Regions from separate parts of the Mus musculus genome. Here region 2 is linked to region 1. The links are chromatin loops, found by intact Hi-C in ENCODE. Cell type or tissue: left cerebral cortex. All regions are shown on one strand. Links, peaks and the distances in the headings refer to the core of each region. The heading gives the core; the rest is flanking DNA.

Region 1 (6,958 bases), core at 1,731-4,230:
GGACTGAGGGAGGCTGGGAGAACCTGGGGGCCAGGACCATTTGATATGTAAAATAGCCACCTCAGCCTTTTGTCCTGGGTTTGAGACCTAACAACACCCATTTGTAACTCCAGTTCCAGAGATCCAACAACCTCTTCTGACCTCACAAGGCACAGACGTACGTGCAGGCAAACCACCCAAGGAATGGAGGGAGGGAGGGAGGGAGGGAGGGAGGGAGGGAGGGAGGGAGAAAGGAAGGAAGGAAGGAAAGAAGGAAGGAAGGAAGGAAGGAAGGAAGGAAGGAAGGAAGGAAGGAAGGAGAAAAAGAGAGAGGAAAGAAAGATAGACAGAGAGTGAGAGGGAAGGAGAAAGGAAGGAAAAGGCTTTTCTTCCTGGTGTGTATGACTGTAGTCGCCGTTACCTGGGAAGCTAGCAGGGAACAGCTTGATCCCTGAAGTTCAAGTGTAGTCTGAGCTACATACCAAGACACATACATATGCACATATACATACATCATATATATCATATACATAGAGAGAGACACAGAGACAGAGAGAGACAGAGATCTACTTATGAAGAAAAACAAAACAAAAATAGAAGGTGGGTGTCTTGATCTGAATGCACCTATCCGCCCCAGATTTTTGTTGTTGTTGTTGTTGTTGAAATCTGATGCCCTGTGAGCTGAATCTGTTACTGGAATCTGAGGTGTGCCATTCGACACCTTACCAAAACAAACAAAACAAAACAAACAAAAAAAACAAAAACAAAAACAAAAAAAAAAAACCAGGGGACAAGAATTTGCAAAAGAAAATGAAATTTTATCTAGTTCTGTCCTGATAGAACTGGAAAGATAGAAATTCTCAGCTTCCCTCACCTTGCCTGTAGCAGTGATAAAATGTCTAGAAATGATGAAACAAAAGGCCAGGGGGAGATTTAGCTGCGAGAGAAATGATCAGAGCTGTGAGATCCATCTCTTCCTGGGAGACTGTTCATCCTCTGGCGCGGGAGAGTTCCTAGAGAAAGGTTAACCCCTTAGAGCCCTTGCTGGAAGTCTTTTAGGAGGGGATGAGGTAACGAGGGGCTGCACCATGAGAAGAGCAGGAGCGTGCTGGGCTCGTGAATGGGGTTAGTGCCCCCCATGAAGAGCCTAGGGAGCCTGCCTGGCCCTTCCATCTGGGAGGACGCAGAATCACAGCTCATGATGCACAGCTCTCTCCGGGCAATCCTAAACTCAGATTTCCCAATCTCCAGAAGTCAGTTTCTGTTACCAAATGTAAGGTCTCTTGTTAGAGTAGTCTGAATGGACAGATAGAGAAAGCTACAAACAGAATATGCAGTAGCTTACAGTTATGAGGCCAGATGTGGAGCTGGGCATGATGGTAGACACCTGTGATCTATCTCAGCACACAGTAGACCGGGGCAGAAGGATCCATGAGCTCCAGGCTCCTCTCCACAGAGAGCTCCAACTTAGCCCGGGCTAGAGAGAAAGGCTCTAACACTGTGCTAGCTGCTTACCTCAGCGTCTACTTTAACCAGGTGCTCAAGTGCAACTACAGCACCTAAACGGGCAGTGAGGGAGGAGGTGAGGGAGGGAGGCAAAAGTCATCCTCTGCTATGTAAAGAGTTCTACATCAGTGTGGGCGACATAAGACTGTTTCCAACCTCATGCCCTGTATGAAGACAAACAAAAACACCCTGTCTCATTTAATCGCTTTTAATTTTTGAGGAAAACTTCCCATATTCTTTTACCTTCAGTCTGTTTTGTTTGTTTGGATCTTGCTATATAGCTCAGGATAGCCTCAAACATGCCATCCTCCTGCCTCTACCTCTCAATTACTGGAATTACAGGTGTATGTTATTCTACTTAGTTTAAACTTATTTCCAAGTCTACAAATGTTCCTATTCCAGACATTTCATGTAAGTAGAATCATACAATATTCATCTTTTGATGTCTCCTTTATCTTGTTTAATAGAATGTCTTCTTAAAATTAGAGCCAGTTATAGTACATTGTAGGATACAATTGTAGTATAATATTGATATATTAATACTGTGTTCTCCTTTGTTTTGCTATTTTTGTTTGTTTATTTATGGGTGTGTTTGCCTCTGTATATGTGTGTATTTGCCTCTGAGTGTGTGTGTATGTGTGTTTATGTGCACACATATGTGATATATATTATAGAGTTCATGTTGTGCTCTGCCCCATGTTACTCACTAGTGTGTGGACCGGTGGCTTCAGGCTGTGCCTTGCCTTGGTGACTCCACCTTAGAAAGCAGCCTTTAGTCCTAGATGACTCTGCATCCTATTTGTGCACACAGACACTACCACCTGCCCAGCGTGAACCACGAGGCACAGACTGATACACAACTTACTCACGCAAGGGAACCACTTGCAGAATCACTGAGGTAGACTTGAGTACACATGGATAAATGGACATATTAAAGTCATATCAGAAAGTCAGGCCCTTGAATTGAACCCGCCACACCAAACAAAGGATTCAACAACCGTACTTGGATCCCATAAACAGAGGGAAATACTGTGATGGCGATGGCGTGGAGCCGGGCCCACCAGTCCGTCATTTTATCTCATAACAGGTGCAAAACTCCAAGCTGTAGGGCTTCAGCCCAGTGCAGTCCCCACTTCTTGGCCTGTTCCCATTGTCATAGACCTCTGTCAGGAACTGCTCTGCCCTTTACAATGACTTGCCTTGTACGAGCTTCCAAAGCTAGGGGTTCTGTGCACCCCTAGCAGTCCTGAAATGGGGTTCATTAATACCTAACCACTGCTCGATCTCTGCCTCTGTCTTCAGTAGGACCTCTCATACTCTGTGGTCTCTTTCATCCTTTTGCAACCATTCTGTTTTACACACACACACACACACACACACACACACACACACACACACACTATAATGTATGATCTATACATAGCTAAGATTGGAATAAAAGAGCCAGTAACTGCTAACAGGCAGCTCTCCAGAGAAATCCAGATTACTTGGTAACAATGTGGCTTATAAATGTACCGTTACCCAATACATTCTGGCATTGTGAGGAGACCCAGATGTGTGCATATATTTTTCTGCAGGCTCACAATACTTGTGCTTCTAAACAACTATTAATGATGCAGCCAAAGCGGGAGCCAAATTGTCTATCTATCAACTGGCCGTTGAAAACCCTCGAGTGGTATTCTAGACAGGAGAATTAGCCATTCTAGGAAAAGTGAGGGTGAAGTTCAATATACAAGAAATATATATTGTTTTTTTTGAAGACAGAGTTTTTCTGGTAGTTCGGACTGTCCTGGAACTCACTATGTAGACCAGTCTGGCCTCAAACTCAAGAGATTCTCCTGCTTTTACCTCCCAAGTGATGGGATTAATAGCATACACCACTACGTCCAGTTTTCTGGGGGTAGGGGAAGGATATTGAAAAATACTCTACCTAATTTATTATTATTGTATAAATGTGTATATGGTGGAAGGTGCACCCCTGCCACAGTACTCAGGAGGAGGTCAGAGGGCAACTCCGTAGCCTCTGTCTCTGTTCTTCCACCTTTACATGCGCCTGAGGGATTGGACTCAGGTCTTCAGACTTGCACGGCAAGTGTTCAGCTGGCTGAGCTGTCTTGCTGGCCCAGAATATAACTTAGATCCTCCATCCCGGAGGCTGAAATGTGTTGATACCTTTGTCTTTTTGTCACAGATTTCTTTAGAGAGGTGTGTCTGCAGTCCTAGGGGACTGAGCCCTGAAAACTGAGCTGGCTATAACACCTAGCTTAGGTTTTATACTGTCAGCCGCACCTTTCACACATCTCACAAGGCGGCTGCTTCAAAGATGTGCAAACTCAAAAAAGAGCAACTAGTCAGATCAAGGAGGGGAAGTCCTTCCTTCCTTCCTTCCTTCCTTCCTTCCTTCCTTCCTTCTTTCCTTCCTTCCTTCCTTCCTTCCAATGACAAGCTGACACCTCTAGCTTCCAGGGCCTAGGGCAGACCCTCGGGAGCTGTTGAATTTAGGTTGGCTGGCGAGAACTGGAAACACAGTAAGGTAGGCGGTTCCTGGGATGCTTTTCTAGTGCATTGGCTTCTGTCCCCACAGAATGACACTGTTTCAGGACAGAACTGAAAGGAAATGCTCTGTGATAGAAATCTGGCCCTCCTGTACCCCCAGAGGCCCTGAGATGGGCTGTCAGCCTCCTGCAGGTGCCACAGCAATGGAGAACAAACAAGGTTTGCTCCCAATAGCTCTCAGTATCACTGGAGAGAGAGTAGAGCTATGGAGTGCTAGAATGTGCTGGGACACAGGACTTGCCACCCCAAAAGATGACTGCAGGAGACCAGAATATGCTATCCCCAAATATAGTGCACCATCGGCATATTTTAAGCTGGTTATTCTGAGAAACTGCGGGCTTGGGAGAAGCTTTCAAGTCTGTTTTGTGTAAAAAAAAAAAAAAAAAAAAAAAAAATTGCATCTAGAAAGAAAATCTTGAGGGAAGGATCTGAATTAAGAAGAAAGCTCCAGGGGCTGGAGAGATGGCTGAGCCTTCAAGAATACTTAGTGCTCTTGCAGAAGACCAGGGTTCAGCTCCTAGCACCTGCACGGTGGCTCACAACCATCCATGACTTTGGTTTCAGGAGCTCTAAAGCTGTCTTCTGGCGTATACAAGCACGAGGCATACATTTGTTTGGCACAATACATGCAGTCAGGCAAAATACACACACGTGTGCAATCGGAGAAATCAGTCAGAATGTTAAAACCGAGAGCGCTTCTCCCACAAGTGTTTTTGCCTGAGGGCACACCTGCACACCAAGACAGCTTTCATGTCCCCCTCTTCTTCCTCCTCTTCCTTATGAGACATCTCCTTCCAGCCCCCCAAATCCCTTTCCTTTCTGTTGATTTGTCTTATGTTGGTCAGTTTGCATTCTAGCCAAGGAACCTAGCTGAGTAGGGAGAAGCCATTTTCCTTTTCCTTACAAACGTTAGAAGGGACAGACCCAAATAGATCTATGTCATCTTCCAGGACTCAGAGTTAAGAGAGTTACCAAGTGAGAGCTCTCATCACCTTCTGAAGCAGTTGAGAATTGGAACCCAGAAAGATGCACATGCACGGGCACACACACACCCACGGGCACACACCCACCCACCCATGCAGAGAGAGAGAGAGAGAGAGAGAGAGAGAGAGAGAGAGAGAGAGAGAGAACTCACACTGGTACTGCAGTAAACGGGAGCTTGTTTTCTAGTCCTCTGTTCTCTGTGCTCCACAGGTCTGTAGTCTGAAATCATGTCTCCACTCCCATGCTCTCACCTCAGCTGCTGTTTCTCATCCTTCACTATGAATCAGATCACCTGCTGGGCTCTACCCCTGGAGTTTCAGATTTCAGAGTAACTAACACCTAAAACTTGACATTTCTGTCCAAACCCACAGTTTCTAGAACAAAGGGGGATCCCCTCTCAACTGTTCCCTCCCATACCACTCAAAAAAACAATTAAAAACACAAAGCAAGTACACAGACACACACTCAAGGCAAGATGTGAATTTCCTTGACTCTAACTGGCCACGCTGAGCCCCATTGCGCCAGTACCAAGAACCGTTGTGATGTGCTTTTGGTGGGGAACAAACCACAGCTTTCTGGAAAGTTCTTCAGCAGCACCTGGAGATGCAGATGTGGCCACTTCCACAGGAGCCATCTAGCCTGGAAGTGATCGAGGAATAGATACCACACTGGAGGTACTGTGAAGAGAATGGCAGACCAATGCTGAGGGGCTCCTAACTGTAGTTTTTGTTTTTTATGTTTCCAAGAAAAGGTTTCTGTCTGTAAGTCCTGGCTGTCCTGGAACTCACTCTGTAGACCAGGCTGGCCTCAGGTTTACAGAGATCCGTCTACCTCTGCTTCTGCCTCTGCTAGGGTAAAAGGCGTGTTCCACCACTGCCTGGCAGATTTAACCGTGTCTGTGTATGTGAGTGACTGCACGTGAGTGCAGTCGTCCAGGAGGCCAGAGGCATCCTAGTCCGCTGGAGCTGGAGTTATAAGCAGCCCTGAGTCACACAACAAGGATGCCTCTAGCAGTCAAATTCAGGTCCTCTGCAGGAGCAGAGGCGTGAGCTCTTAACCACTGCCCTTCCCCCTTCATGTTGATGATAAGGTCTTGCTGTGTAGCTTAGGTTGGTCTCAAACTCCTGAGGTTAGGCGATCTTCTGCTTCATCTGAGTAGGCTTAGACTGGTTTGTATTATTATTATTATTACTTGTTGTTGTTGTTATTTTGGTGGGAGTAGTAGTAGCAGTAGGTGTGTGTGTGTGTGTGTGTGTGTGTGTGTGTGTGTGTAGATGTCACAGCATGTATATGGAGGCCAGAGAACAGCTTCTAGCGGTTGCTTCTCTCCTTCCTTCCACTGTGGTCCAGGGAATAGAACTCAGGTCATCAGGCTGGGCAGCTGTCACCTTTAATGCTCTGAGTTATCTCACCAACGTTAATAAAAGGCTTTTCAAACAGCAGTTTGGGCTGGGCCTGGTTGTGCAGACCTGGAATTGCAGCTTCTTAGGATGCTGAGGCAGGAGGACTGGAAGCTCAAGTTGTGTCGGGGAAACTTAGTAAGTCCCTATTCTCGTCCCGCACGCCCCCAAAAAGCCAAGACCAAGACCAAGCAGTTTGGTACAGCAGAAAAAGCACGAGAGTCTCCTCCTCCTCCTGCTCCTCTTTAATGATGCAGAACCCTAAGCATCCTGGGTAGGCACTCTATCTACCAAAGAGCTAACCCTACTCAGTCCTAAGTCCAGTAACTTGGTAGAAAGAAAAGACGTGTAAGATTAGAATTAGATAGGACAAGGATTCCAATTCCAGATTTGCCCTTTGTTTCAGGGCAGTTACCTAACCCCTCGATAAGGACAATAGGACGTTTCAAAAGGCCATTGTGAGAATTAAGCAAAAGTTAACTAAACTGTGGACCTTACCCAGTGACTTACTTATCATAGATGGTCAATGAATG
Region 2 (6,958 bases), core at 2,579-5,078, 60 kb after region 1:
CAGCTTCTGTTGTGTAAACCTTGCCACCCCCTAACACCTCCCACCCCCAGTTATTCCTGTTTGGTTAATAAAGATGCCTAAGACCTGGGCTGGGCAGAAGAGAGAGGGCAGAGTAGAGGTTTCCAGGCTTGGGGTCTGAGGTGGGAACAAGGAGAGAGAGAAAGAGAGGAAGAAGAGGTCACTGTGGAGGGCATAACCTGGGACCGTAGCAACCTCCAGAATAATAATTAATACAACACGACACTTTCTTCTGTCCTCTGTGGTCACCAGGCACACCTGTGGTGCAGCTACAAACATGCAGGCAAAACACCCCAAACATCCCCGCACATGAAAAGTTAAAAATTTTAAACAATTCCAAAGGAAGCTGATGTATATAGACCTTACCGCTTCATTGCCTTAATGGAGTGAATAATTCTAACACTGCACATTACACTATGTTTCATAGAAAACAGTGCATGAATTTACCACCAGTCACATAAGTGGACACCTGGAGACGCACTAAAGGCATTCACTACACGCTGCTATCATAAGCAATAGGTACAGTCTTGTTGTGTAGCCCAGATTGACTGAAACTCAGTGTTAAGCCCAAAGACCTGGAAGTCCTGCTTGACTGCTGGGATTGAAGGTGGTGTCATCACATCTGGTTACAAGCCAGGATGACAAAAGCAATTTTGCCTGTGTCTAAAGGATAAAGTGATTAAAAGCCAAATGGTGGCGACATCTTTACTCCCAACTCCCAGGAAACTGAGGCAGGTGTGGATCACTGTGGGTTCAAGATCAGCCTGGTCTACATGGCGAGTTCCAGGATAGCCAGGAACAAACAGCCTCTATAGAGAGACCTGTCTCAAACAACATCAAAAGAAACCAAATGGACAGACGCAAGAAGCAGAATGAGGAAGGCCTTTCCTTCTAGAACAGCCTTTTAAAATTAGCATACAGAGTAATGGGTTCATTATTACATCATCATGAATGCTTTGCATTTGTTGATTTTTCTACCCCTCCCCTTCCTCTCCTCCCAAATACTATAAAATACTATACATTCTGTGACTCTCCCCCTCTCCCTCCCGTTCTGCCTTCTAGTTCCCCTTTCAAGGTTCTCTTTCTAGTTTCATGACCCACATTCCCTTCAAACATATAAAGATTCAAAAGTAGGACCATATATGAGAGATGTGTTATTTATCATTCTGGGTCTTTCTGGTTTACTTAGAGTGTTATAATTTCCCATTCTATGCATTCCTAGGCAAATGGCATGATTTCATTTTTCTTTATGGCTATATAAACCTTTACAGTTTATGTGTATATTTTCTTTATCTATTGATGAACTTCTAGTTCTATTCCTAGTTCTGTGACAAAACACTAACATGGCTATATGAGTGTCCCTATGATAAGGGTCCTTTGGTGGGGGCTGGACAGATGGCTCAATGGTTAGGGGCACTTGTTGCTCTTACAGAGGACTCTGGTTTGATTCCCAGGTCTCACATTTACAACCAGCTATTACTCCGGTTTCTAGGGAACCCCATGCCCTCTTCTAACCTTTATGGCACTAAGCATACGAGTGGTGCCTGCCTCTGTGCGTGCATGCGAGGGGGGTGGGGGGTGTGCCCATGAGTGGTACAGCTGAGGCTATTTTTAGTATTTTGAGGAACCTCCATACTGATTTCTATAGTTGCTGCCCTGGTTTAAACTCCTACTAGCAATGAGTAAGAAGAATTCCTTTTTCCCCACAACTGAGCCAGCATTTGCAGTCATTTGCTTTCTTGAAAATCATTCCGATTGGTATGAGATGAAATCTCAAAGTAGTTTTAATCTCCATTCTAACCAGTATGGATGTCGAACACTTAAGAAAACATTGGGCCATTTGTGTTTCTTTTAAGAATTGTCTTTTCAGCCGGGCATGGTGGTGCATGCCTTTAATCCCAGCACTCGGGAGGCAGAGGCAGGCATATTTCTGAGTTTGAGGCCAGCCTGGTCTACAGAGTGAGTTCCAGGGCAGCCAGGGCTATACAGAGAAACCCTGTCTCGAAAAAAACAAAACAAAACAAAACAAAAAAGAATTGTCTTTTCAACAAAAACCCCCAGCATAGAGAAGGGGAAGTGGGCACAAAGTCCCACCCCTAACCAAAAAGCTGTTTGCCATTAATATCTGCAGGGAGAGGGAAAGTCAGTTTTCTCCAGTTGTGTGTCACTGGCTTTATCGGTCACATGCTAGAGCAGATCCCACACTCTAGAGGATTGACCAGCACAAAACACATCCCAGTGTGTGTGTGAGTGTGTGTGTGTGTGTGTGTGAGTGTGTGTGTGTGTGAGTGTGTGTGTGTGTGAGTGTGTGTGTGTGTGTGAGTGTGTGTGTGTGTGTGTGTGTGTGTGTGTGTGTGTGTGTGTGTGAATTTCCTGACAGAAAGAACATGATGAAGCTGGATGGGTAGAGAGGTAAGGAGGACTTGGGAGGAGTTGGGGGAGGGGAAAGAATGTGATAGAAATACATTATATAAAAAAGCCAATAAAGTAAATAATAATAAAAAGATTTGTGTGTTCAGTCTACTAACCCATTTATTGATCATTTATTTACTTGTTTTGGTGTTTCATGTTTGTGGCTCCTTATGTAGTCTAGATATTAACTTGAAGTCTGAAGTGGAACTACCAAAGATTTTCTTCCATCCTCATCTTTGCCGTCTTTTCATTACATTGATAGTTCCCTTGTGGGAAGGAAGCTTTTTAAGTTGATGCAGTGCCCTTGCTGGGTTATTTCTGTGCTGTTGGAGTCTTTTTCAGAAAGTTCTCTTACACCTACTTATGCTTTCTTCTAGAAGTTTCAGTGTTTAAGATTTTAAATCCAGGTTTTTAATTCATTTTGAATTAATGCTTTTGAAAAGGCAGGGTGAGAGATACGGATCTAATTTCATTCTGTTGAACGTTCAGGTTTCCCACCACCGCTCATGAAGAGCAGCCTGGGAACAATCCAAGGGAAGAAATCCTTCATCAAGCCTGTGCTAGGCACGAGGTGAGCCATGCAGAGAACGTGGTAAAATAGAAGGATGGAAAGATAGGTTCTGGAGGAAGGAGAAGAGCCAAGGTTGTCAGTTAGAAATGCTTAGATTGAGAAAGCCAAAGGAGTCTTTAAAAACAGAGCGCAAGGGCTGGAGAGATGGCTCAGCAATTAAAAACATGCACTGCTCTTGCAAAGGGCCTGAGTTCAATTCCCAGCATCCGTGTCAGGAAGTTCATAACTGCTTATATCTCCAGCTCCAGGGTATCTGACATCTCTGGCCTCCAAGAATACCTGTACTCATGTACAGACACCATACACACACACACACAGAGTAAAAAGAAATCTTTAAATAACAAGGCACAAATTGAAAGAGTCGTGATTCCTCACTAATAAAAAAACCAATCCTGTTTACCCACAAATCCCATGTTCCAGAAAAACAAAAAAGAAAACCAAGACATGACAATGTCACATCAGGCAGAGGAGGAGGAAGCTTTAGCAGATAGTGGTCTTGGTCAAATCTTTGAATCATTGACTTATAAGTAAAAGAATTGGGGGCTGGAGAGATGGCTTATTGGTTAAGAACACTGTTTCTCCATAGGTCATAAGTTCAATTCCCAGCAACCGCATGGTGGCTCACAATCATCTATAATGTGATCTAATACCTTCTTCTGGCATGCAGATAAAGCACTCATATACATAAAAACTAAATAACTAAATAGAATTGTGGTAGCATTTATATGAGTAATGACAACAGAGAGGAAGAAGGTTAAAAATTATGTCTGGGAGGTAGAGAGATAAATGGCTCAGCAGTTAAGAGCATTGACTGCTCTTCCAGAGATCCTGAGTTCAAATCCCAGCAACCACATGGCGGCTCACAACCATCTGTAATGGGATCTGATGCCCTCTTCTGGTGCATCTGAAGACAGCAACAGTGTATTCACATACATGAAATAAATAAATACATCTTTAAAAAAATCATGTCTGGAGTGATATTATTCTTTTAAATTTTAAAGTGCTAGGCTAGGGAGGCAGAGGCAGGTAGACCTTTGTGAGTTTGAGCCTAGCCTGTTCTACAAAATGAGTTGCAGGATAGCCAAGGCTATTACACAGAGAAATTCTGCCTTGATAAACCGAAAAACCAAAAAAACCACCCCTTCCAAAACAGAAAGAAAGAAAGAAAAAGAAAACCCAAAACCTAACTAAATAAAGTATAAAGCTATGTTAGAATAAAAAGAACCTTGAAATTTCAGTGATAATGGCACAAAACTGCTTTTATTTGCTTCTTTTCTTAATTTTGAAACAAGATTTCATGGATCCCAGGCTAGCTTCTAACTCACTCTATAACCAGAGAAGCCCTAAAATGCCTGATCCTTCTACTTCAACCTCCTGAGAGCCAGGATTACAGCCAAGAACGACCATACACAGTTTATAAAGCTTTTTTTTTTCTTATATCTATAGTCAGTGGGTAGGATGGGACCAGACAGTTCTACAGTCACTGATGAGCTCAGGGTGGTAGAAATTCCTTTTTTCCCCCTTTTCTTTTACTTTGCCAAGACAGAACCCAAAGGGTCTCGTACATGTAAGGAGAGTGCTCTACCATGTAGCCATGCCCCAAGCCTAGTTCCAATATCTTAAGTTGGAATTCCAACTTCTTCTACAAGTGATTCATAAAACTGTAAAGCAAAGGGATCGTGGGGTGGAGGGGAGGGTAGAGAGTGGGTGGGGGACTGGGAGGGCTGTAGAGAGGTGAGGGTAGAGGAGGGTGGGTGGGGGTGGGTGGGGGAGTGGGGAATGGAGGGTAGAGAATGGGTAGGGTCATGTGGGGGGCTGGGTGAAGGGTGGGGGTAGGGTAGAGGGTGAGTGGGTGGGGTTGGGGAAGTGGGGTGAGGTAGAGGATGAGTGGGTGGGGTTGGGGAAGTGGGGTGGGGTAGAGGATGGGGGGGCTCTCAGGCCAGCCACTCTGTGCTTTGGTCTAGAGTGCTATACAAGCCACCTAATTAGCCCCAAAGCTGCAGAAATACAGAGAGTAGATGCAATACTTGGTGGACACCTCTATTTTCATTATTGGAAGCATAGACTATAAAATTTGTTATAAAGGAAAGAGGAGAGGTAAAAGAGTAGTTAGGCTGAGGGATACAAGGAAATTTGTATAACTGTAAGGCCTGTCTATGCTCATCCTAGCTTTGAATAATGGCAAGGAGATTTATATTTATTTAAAGTAGCTTTAGGCCTTTGGTTCTCTAGTTCCCAATTAACTAGCACCTACTACTTGTATTAATCCATTTATATTATTCTATGTCTGGCCTGTGGCTTGTTGCGTCTCAGTCTCTAGTACCAGGGCTTGCTGCTGGCGAATTCTCTTACCACTGAGCCTCTCCCAGAGTTCTCTCTCTGCCTGGAAGTCCCAGCCTTCCTTTCCTGCCTTTGCTATAGGCCATCAGCTTTTTATTATAATAAATCAGAAGGTGAGAGAGGGGGTGTTTACAGAATATGATGCAGCCATATGGATAACAATACCAAAGTCGGGCCTGTAATCAGATCTCTTGTATACACATCAGCCTTTGAATATAATAGAGAGACAATGTTTATAAATTTGTGTTTAATTGTTGTAAACAGAAAAGAGCTGTGTTTTGAGGAGTGGCAGAGCAGCATGGTATTTGGTCTTGGAGAAGGTGGATGGGACAATGACAGGCCTCAGAAAAGAGACTTGACTCTCTTTGATTTTGTCAGGAAGGAAATGAGGGAAATTCAGTAGCTAAATATGTGGGTGTGGAGGCAGGAAATTGAGGAAGTTCACACCTGAAACTTTAAATTTCCTATGAAGTAGGAAGCAGTCAATTGCCAAGAGTAGTTTTATGGGGGGAAGGGGACAAGGAATGTGCTATAATAGATTCTAAGGCCTCTAAAGTAGAGCACAATTTCAACTAAGGAAGGTCCATGGTCTAACCCTTGAAATAAATGGCTGAAGTGGCTCTGAATGGGTGGTTACTGTGGCCAACAGTTCAGAACAAGAGATGGAGACTGGAGAGAAGGCCCAACAGTTAAGAGCACTGGCTATTCTTCAAATTGACCCGAGTTCTGTTCCCAGTATCTACATGGCTCACAACCACCAGTGACTTCAGTCCCAGGGGATCCGACACCCTCTTCTGCCTTCTTTCAGCACTGCCTTCCTGTGGTATACATACATACATGCATGTAGGCAAAACATACAGATATATACAAATTAAAAAAATAGTTTGAGCCTCAAGCACAAGACTTCCTATCAGTCCACTTCTTCTTGGACCAGCCATACAAACCAAAGCCCCAGGCGAAGGCTCTGACTGGCTGAGCTTGACAGCGTGAACCTTTAAGAATCAGCAAAATCAAGCTTGTGGAGGTTAGTGCCAATGGGGACTGAAGGACAACACTGCCAGCTCAGGTGCCCATGGTGTATGGAACAGGCAGCTAACCAGAGACGGGGAGAGTGGACAGGAAGATGTGACCTTGACAGTTAGCCAAGCAGGAGACGTCCATGAAACTAAATTTGTAGATATTTTGACAATTTGTTTTTCTTTTTCCATTTTTTTTTTTTTTTTTGGCTTTTCAGGACAGAATTTCTCTCTGTATCCCTGGCTATCCTAGAATTCACTGTGTAGACCAGGCTGGCCTCAAACTTGAGTCCACCTACCTCAACCTTCAAAGAGCTGGGACTAAAGGCCTGCACTGCTAGCAGCTAGCTTAATTTGTTTGTTTTTCAATAGTTTCAAGGATTGAGTCAGCAGTAAAAGTGACATATAGTCAAAAGGGGAGAGGCTCTGGTCAAAGTTCAGCATCTGTCATTTATTTGCTAAGCAATCTAGCCCATGACGTCAATCTTTGAGCTCAGTTTTCCTACTGTGAAATAATGAACACTATCAGGATTATCATGTGGATCCAATAGGTGATCGGGAGCTGAAAACTGCGGTGATCTACATACACATATAGGTTGCT

What was found. Hi-C counts contacts between places; a loop is a spot of excess contacts. Peaks named below come from ENCODE experiments on the same cell type or tissue, not always from the same donor. Only the 100,000 strongest peaks of a DNase experiment are listed, where the experiment ranks them.
Region 2: a loop joins it to region 1, with 2.1 times the contacts of the local background. A loop is called at or near these places in 4 of 42 quality-filtered maps.

The regions. Positions count from the first base shown.
Region 1 is chr7:114,134,167-114,141,124 of GRCm38, forward strand. No RefSeq gene overlaps it. Among named protein-coding and RNA genes, the nearest start is that of Rras2, 20 kb to the left of the region's middle. In left cerebral cortex, for the core only: no CTCF peak of the experiment used is centred there; DNase peaks (open chromatin) are centred at 3,033, 3,655, 3,738 and 4,071; H3K27ac peaks cover 1,031 bases.
Region 2 is chr7:114,192,854-114,199,811 of GRCm38, forward strand. No RefSeq gene overlaps it. Among named protein-coding and RNA genes, the nearest start is that of Copb1, 58 kb to the right of the region's middle. In left cerebral cortex, for the core only: a CTCF peak has its summit at 3,898 (motif pointing left); no DNase peak of the experiment used is centred there.